Linked DNA regions of Mus musculus: region 2 is linked to region 1. The links are chromatin loops, found by intact Hi-C in ENCODE. Cell type or tissue: heart. All regions are shown on one strand. Region 1 overlaps Ldb2 (LIM domain binding 2). Region 2 overlaps D5Ertd615e (DNA segment, Chr 5, ERATO Doi 615, expressed).

Region 1 (4,000 bases):
GGTTGTGGTGCTCAATCTAAAAGACATCATCTTTGGAGAACCTCTTCCTGTGTTGGACTGACATAACTGACTCCTCTTAGAGTCTAACAACTTCCCCAGGTGTGTAGCTTGGTAACTACTCAGAAATAGTTGCTTTGGAGAAATGCTCACATTTATCCAGTGTTCTGATCACTGCCTTAATCCACTTCCTCCTTGGTCCTCCATGGTAAACACTACTGGTTTCTTTTCTTTACATATGAAGAAACTGAAGTCAGACAGGATGAGTAGCTCAGCCATGGTCACCCCACTACACACAATATTCCCTGTAGCACTGTTTTATGTAGCACAATTCCAGAAATGACCAAATGTTTAGGGACATTAAACCCTACACTTGAGTTGGTTGATGTCCTTATAAAGATGCCTCAAAATGAACCGCTGATTTTATCTTTGCATATTCAAAATTTTCAGACATTTTAAAAAGAAAGTCTCTCTGTCTCTGTTTCTCTGTATCTCTCTTTCTATCTCTCAAACTTTTGTTTACTGTGTCAGCCTGTCATGGTACCTTTTCTTTTTTACCTCATAGAACACTAACATTGTAATTGGCACGGCTTACAGACATGTACCAAGGGAACATATGGTATAGAACCTGGGATGTTGGAAGTCATAAGTGCTTCCTTGTTTTGTCCTCTATCCCTGTAGATCAGAAGGTACTTAGGGATTGCTCAGCAATGGGTCTTTTTACACTTTTACTCAGTGAACTCGGCCAGATCCATCATTACTGTTCCCATCCTGTCTCCAGACTGATATTTTTGAATCTACTTTTGCCAGCCTACAATATGTCTTCCCAAAGGTATCTAGAGCAAGGTGACATAGTTCCCCCTGTCCCAGGGACACAGAGGTTCTTGCAGTTCACCATGACAAACAAAGACATTTCCACTGCCTGTAAAACTTTGACATGGCTCTTCCCTCTGACAGGACATAAAAATGTTGGCCACACTCCTTTTGTGATGTCTATGGTCTAATGTCCCCTCACAGGCAAGGCGTTTTCTGACTTCACTATCTAAACAAGTAAAACACACACACACACACACACATACACACACACACACACAGAGGCACACACACAGACACACACACATGCACACACACATACATATACACATACACATACATGTACACACACATATACACACACATATACAAACACACACATATATATACACACATGCACTTACACACACACACAAACATACACACATCTCAGTCTATACTGATATGTGCCTCTTTCTGTTACTTCTCATACTCCTTGAGCATGTTGCTTGAGTACCATCTCTCTCCATTCTGCCCAGCCTAACATGATGTTCAGAATGTTGACTATTCAGTAAATATATTGATGATTGATGCAGCCTTCATTTACCACTGTCAGGCCTGCTACTATTAAAAGTGGCTATTGAGTACTGACACACAGCAAACAGTACCCAATATGTGACTGGCTAAACATTTGAGCAGCATATTCTCATACAAGCCCCATAATAGCCAATCAGATATGCATAACATCAATATGGTCCATGCACAACTGAGGAAACTGAGGCTCTATGGGAGGTTGCAGAACTCAGCCACTTTTGAGCTTTGCAGGATTATACATGAGCATATATAATGAAAGTGCAAAGTTCTTTGGTGGCTCTCAAATTGCTCTTTGCAGATAGTAACACATTGTGTGCACTGACTGCTCCCATAATGCACCGCACACCAGGCAAGAACTGACCTCACACTGAATGCCCCAAAGAATAAGTCTCTGAGCAGTTGGAGGAACAGTTCAGGAGGAAAGAGGACTTTGTGCCCACAAGGGACTTTCCTTAAACACAGCATGGAAAGGGCGTTTGCTGTGTCCACTTTCTGATCAGATAACAGTTTGACACTAATTCTTCTATTTTCCATGGGCACCAAAGCCAGTCCTGGACGTTATCGCCCATCGGTTATCTGTGTCGCCTGAAGGAACTCAGGCAAGGTACAGGAAAAAGGTGGGGGTATTGTTGTAGCTTCCTGCTGGCCTGCACACTGGCCTATTGTTGCTGTTATTTTTTTTAAGCTATCACATCACAATTATTTCGGCAACATCCTCTTTCCATCCTGAAACCAATACAGTATTTATTGAACTACACAAACTGCGTCAATGTGCAATTCTTTCTGCATTGTTGCATATTACTGCATATTCTTAACAATATGTTTCTACTGAATCCATTGAAAACTTTTGCTAATTGTAAAACTTTCTGGGGCAAATATAACGACTAATCTCTGTTTTATCTGTATAATAAATGATTACTTATTAAAACAATATTTTGGTAATTGCTTCATGAAATCAAATGGAACCTTGCTGAATTACCATACTTTTAAAGAAAGCTATCTCTTAGGATATTATTAAGCACAGAATTCTGCTATGGTTCACTGAAGCACTACCATGGTTTCATTCCCATTTTACAGACAAGGAAACTGAGCTTAGCATACTCTAGATGAATGATGAGTGTTGGATGTTCACTCTGTTGCTTAGAGGTCCCACTCCTGATTATACTACAGAAAATGCAAAGGGCCCGTTTTGGGACATTTTACCACTTGAACTTGTGTCCCAGCAGAATTCTTTGAGTGATGGGTATACAGAGCACGAGCTCCACAGAGGCCCTTGATTCTTTATGAACACCGCTGACAATACCAGCACACTCTATACCAGCTTGTTTCTACTCTCCCCTCCTCAGTATCTATGTGAGAGTGAGAGTGAGATGTGAACTACACTCTTTTTCTTTTGATGCTCACCAGTTGCTGGGGCTTTTCCTTGTACTCTCATTTTGGAGACAGTAACTGTGACTTGTCAAGAGCCACACACTCAGAGGCTTGCCACTGAGAACCTGAATACAGCGGAAGGGTTATCTACATTTTACTGAACACGTGAGAACCACAGAGGAAGAAGTCTCTCCCTGAGCTACACAGTCAGCTGGAGGCACACAAATTACTCAAAGTCTAAGTGAAGCAATATTTGTTGAGAACCTTACCATATTTCATGAAAAGGTAATTTCATGGAATACCAGAGATGTTGGTAATAAGGCAGGAGAATAACTGACGTTATGGGAGCTCTTCGAATTTGGTTAGGTGCTACGTAAAATCTTAAATGCAGCATTTTAAAAATATTTCTCTTTGTCTACAACTTCCTGACAAGAACTTATCTCATTAGACAGAGAATTCTTCTCAGAGTTTGATGAAGGGAGGACACAAAAGGCCTGCCCATTCCAAGAATGGCTCCTTAACTTCCAACGTTAGAATGAGCCGAATGTAGTTGTCTGAAGACATTACCTTCATATCCATGGATTGCTGAGGCAAACACAGAAAGATGGGCAGATTTTGGTGTCCTAGTAAAGAACTCTCCCATCGTCTGTGAGGACATTTCCTGCTACACTTCTGTACTTCAGAGCATGTAATTCTACGAAGCTCTCTAAGAGCGGTAGCACAAAAAAACACATTCAGCCCAAGTCAGAGCCCTGGTCTTCTAGGGAATAGTAGCAACGCTGTCACAAAGAACATTAAATGGCTCCCACAGCTGAGCTCATTGGATCTCTGGTTATCTGTGTTATATTCAGAAGTCCTTCTCTAACTGATCCATCTGGCCAAACGGAGGGAAATAGCAGTCTGTCATCTCTGAATGCTGATCCCCCGCATGATGGAGTAGTCTGTTCTGAAATGTCCACACTCATAAACAAGGCCTAAGGCTGCCACCCCATCAGCTGTGTGTCATGGGCAACTCAACGTCTCCATTGTTAGTTGGTTCTTCTATAAAAGCAGAGCAAAGCTGAACAAAAACAGCGATTTACCACAGTCACAGACTCTGTGACTTCTCCACAGTGTTCTGTGACTATTTCATTCAATGAGTACATACTCCAGGGCAGACTTTTTATAACACTGAAGTCACGTGGACAACCATCCACAGCTGAGAACTAAGACAGTGTTGATGAAATCATACTCATCAGCATGGTGT
Region 2 (4,000 bases), 520 kb after region 1:
TTCATGAAAAATAAAACAGAATTTGGATGGTTTCAGTGGAAAAGGCAAGGTGAAAATGGTCCATGTGTTGAGACCAGACATTTTTGAACTGAAGTAAGAGAAATATCACCATGAAGAGGAGGTTAGTAGGTCAGTGAAGCCTCATGCTCTCACTGCCAGGATATCCCGCCCAAATGCATGGCACACATGTGACCATAGAAGGCACACTCTGAAATCATGAGCCAAAGTAAAACGTCTTCCTATTGTTCTCTCAGATATTTTGGTTTCAGATGCACAAAAGTAACTAATAATTGTCCTGACTCACACAGTTCAGACACTACTGCCTTTTCTTGATTTCTTAGCATTAAATGGATTAACTGGGTAAAAAAAGGTCACATTCCCTCATTATTTGAGAATACTACTTTCCTTCTTCCTACTTGACAGGCAGGGTATCCCAGTTAGCTTCAACTGTCAATTTGACACAACCTAGAGGTAATTGAGGCATTGCCTAGATCAGAATAGCCTGTTAGTGTAACTGTGGGAAATTGCCTTGATAGTTAATTGATGTATGAAGGCCCCCAGCCCACTGTGCATGGTACTATGCACATGGTACTAGGCAGCTGTTCTTGACTTGTATTAGAAAGCTAGCTAAACAGGAGCCTGAGTGAGGAAGCCAGCAAGTAGCTCCATGGCACCTTGATGCTCAGATATTTAGAGAGATTCACCTTGTTCAAGGCTGGTGCATCCGTGATGAATGATAGAAGCTGCCACAAGCTCTCTGGAAGTGCATTGCAGATAATATCAAAGAGCAAACACACTCACATCAGCCAGGGCCAGGAGATTCTGGTGACTCAGAGACATTCCCTCCATCCTGTCAAGTAATGCAGACAGCAGGAGAGACTGGAAAAGGGCTGTGGTAGGGCTGGTGAGACTTAATCATGTCTTCCAACTAATAAACTCTTTGAAATGTGCTCTAGGGGGACCGTGGCTTACCTCAAGTGGGGGTTGGTGCTCATTTTTCCATTTTTCAAAAGAGTAACAAAAGCATTAGCATAAGCTACAACGGCTTTACATTTGTTAAGCTTCCTCTATAAATAACTAGAGATCTGAAAGTACTGAAGCACAAATGAAATGTTCAATGGGAAAGAGAGAATAATGAGACTCCAAAGAGGAAAACTCAAACTCACTGTTTTCCCAAAACTACACTGCCCCCGCTTACACCACACCCCACCTCCAAATGCTTTCCCAGGCATTCCATGTTATTGCTTGGGTATACATCCAGAAAACTGTCCCACCTTTCTGTAACCTGTATAACTTCTTCCCAGATATGGATTTCAACCAAGCTCAAAACTGTCACTAAATCTCAAAAAGATTCATCAAGCACCAAACAGAACAGGAAAAAAACAGTTTGAAGCTGAAGGTAAAAGATTAAAGCAAAAGCTCTGTCCTGGGGAACTGCTTAGAACAGGAAATCAAATGACCTAAGGTGGTTGCTGAAGGGAAGGAAGGAAGGAACTGACATAAATCAAGGAAACAACAAAATCCCAATTGCTCTCATGCCCATGGAAAATTCTCAGAGAAAACTCAAGAAAAGGAAAATAGAGCCAGTCCTAAATATATCCCAGATGTCCACTTTCAACTCCCAAGAAATGGAAAAGAGAAATGGAAAAAAGTATTTAAAATAAAAATGAACTACTTGAGATCTCTTCACCCACTCTGGCCTCTGCGATGAATCTTCTCTAATTTCAAGCCAAATAGCAGCTTAAGCAATTGCTGTTTCGCTCACAAAAGCTGTCTGCATATATATTTTCCTCTCCAGGTGTGTCTACAGCATTGAGGAGAGAAACCAGTTTGTCCCTTAACCAAGGACCCAGCTGCTAGTGGATGCTCGATGCATGGTTATTGATTGACCTTAAAGTGGGAGGGTCTACACATACATGTTAATAAAATGCACGCACACAACCAGGATACTCAGAGTTTATGAAGCCATTGCTAATCATAATAATGGGAAGTAATGGCCATTCAGACTCTGCACTTTATATCTCATAGTCTTTATTTCTCTTCTACGGCAGCCATGTGAAAGAAACATTGAGGGTAGTTCTTCAGCCTCTCCACCTTTCTGAGAATAAACTAGATGGACTAATTACTCATTTCATAAAAGGAATAGATCCACGCTAACCCCAGGAATCACACGCAGAGCTAAGCTGCAGAGACAAACAGCTGTTGGCACTCTCGCACGTCCTCGGGCAGAGAGGTAGAAGCTGAAGCTTAGCAGCTACATGAACAGCAAAGCTAATTTCCCCGGAAAAGAAACAATACATTTCTCATCCCCCTAACCTTGTTAGCTCAGGTGGGTTTTGTTTTATTTTGTTTTCAAATGCAATTTTAAAACAAATTTTAGATCTCTTTAGCTTATATGTACAAATGCTTTACTTGCGTATGAGCATCATGGGTCTGCCTGCTTGCTCCGTGGAACTGGAGTTATAGATGGTCATAATCCAATGTGTGGGTGCTAGGAATGGAACCCAGGTCCTCTGCAAGGACTGCAAATGCTCTTAACTGCTGAGCCATCTCTCTACCACCACCCCCCAAACATGATTCATAATAGCTTAGCCTACTCCCCCAAACTTATGACAATAAAAAATGGAAATGGAGGGAAACCTGGAATATACATTTCTTGCAGTCGTTCATAGTCAAGTTGCTCTATTTTGACAAAAAGTTCAGAGTTTGAATCAAGAAACTCATAAGTCTATTTTTACAATGGTTCTAGATCAGCTGATTTTTTTAAGGCTTTTGGAAAATGAATTTGAGTTGTGCAGTGGTCCAATTTTAAGATTTTTACAATTTTAATCTGTAGTTTATTTTGACATACATCTATATATGTATGTAAAATATGTATGTATACATACTATATTGAATCTACATATATCTGTATCTATATCTACAAATCTGCATGTGCGCATGTGTCAGTTTCACTCTATCCCTAGCCCTTAGGATAGTTTAGTTGAGGTCTTTGAGATACCCAATGATCTCCTTTAGTGGAAAAACCTAACTTAGATGTTGTTTTGAATCTGTCACATCAGTTAACTGAGAATTCTCTTACATGACCCAGCTAGTGTACTAGCTAATCCTATCACTCACCACATATGCCTGCAGCAATCTTTGCCATTTGAGAACGCCAAGGAGCAGAGAACTAAGGCTTCACCCCATTCAAGAGAGCAGACATATGACATTATCTGTCCTGTTTACTAATAAATGTTAACGTGAACGATAAAACTCATTGTTCACTGCCCCATCCGAGAGCAACCTCGTGGGAAAGGAAGGAAACAATGTTCTCTCGGGATCTGTCGGAAGAAGGTAGCACCCAACAGAACCACATGATATTCAATGCTGAATGCTTCAGTAGCTTCACGTTGCTATAACAAAATTAGTAAAATAATTTACATCATAAAGACAAAGGGTTTTATGTTGGCTCATGACTCTGAAGGTGGCACCTTTGTTTTGGGCCTCAAGCAAGGATAATAGTGCATCAAGGGAAAAGAACAAGGTGTAATTAAACCACTTACATGATAAACCAGAAACAAAGAGGAGGACAGGCCTGAGTCCCACCATTCCTTTTGATGCTAACCCCCCAATAACCTAAAAATTTTCCATAAGTTTCCAGCTCCTTAAGGCCCACCACACCTCTCAGTAATGTCACTCTACAGATGAGCCCTACCTAACACATTGGGAACATTTGAACATTTACTGGGTCACCCTGCATTATGATAGTAATAAACAATTGTTCTTCACTCCATCCCTTATTACTTTCTCTTTCCTCCTTCCTTGGGTGCAGCAGATCATATTGAGGGTTTAAGCCTTACAGCTTCCATGTGGTTGACACATCTGGGAAGAATCTACTACATGAATGCACAAGTCAAGCTTCTCTATCACACTGGGCTTCTCTGTATGGTCATCAACTATGGTATCACTCATGGGACCAGGAAAGAAATAGATTCAGAGTCTCTCTGTCTCTCCAAAT

The links. A loop is a pair of places that touch in the nucleus more often than their neighbours do. Peaks named below come from ENCODE experiments on the same cell type or tissue, not always from the same donor. Only the 100,000 strongest peaks of a DNase experiment are listed, where the experiment ranks them.
Region 2: it touches region 1 in a loop (2.7-fold over the local background); 2 of 42 quality-filtered maps call a loop at or near these places.

The regions. Positions count from the first base shown.
Region 1 is chr5:44,763,218-44,767,217 of GRCm38, forward strand. The region is part of intron 1 of Ldb2 (LIM domain binding 2); the gene reads right to left. Among named protein-coding and RNA genes, the nearest start is that of Ldb2, 35 kb to the right of the region's middle. In heart, no CTCF peak of the experiment used is centred here; a DNase peak (open chromatin) is centred at 1,954.
Region 2 is chr5:45,283,383-45,287,382 of GRCm38, forward strand. All of the region lies in intron 4 of D5Ertd615e (DNA segment, Chr 5, ERATO Doi 615, expressed), which reads right to left. Among named protein-coding and RNA genes, the nearest start is that of Gm46912, 120 kb to the left of the region's middle. In heart, no CTCF peak of the experiment used is centred here; no DNase peak of the experiment used is centred here.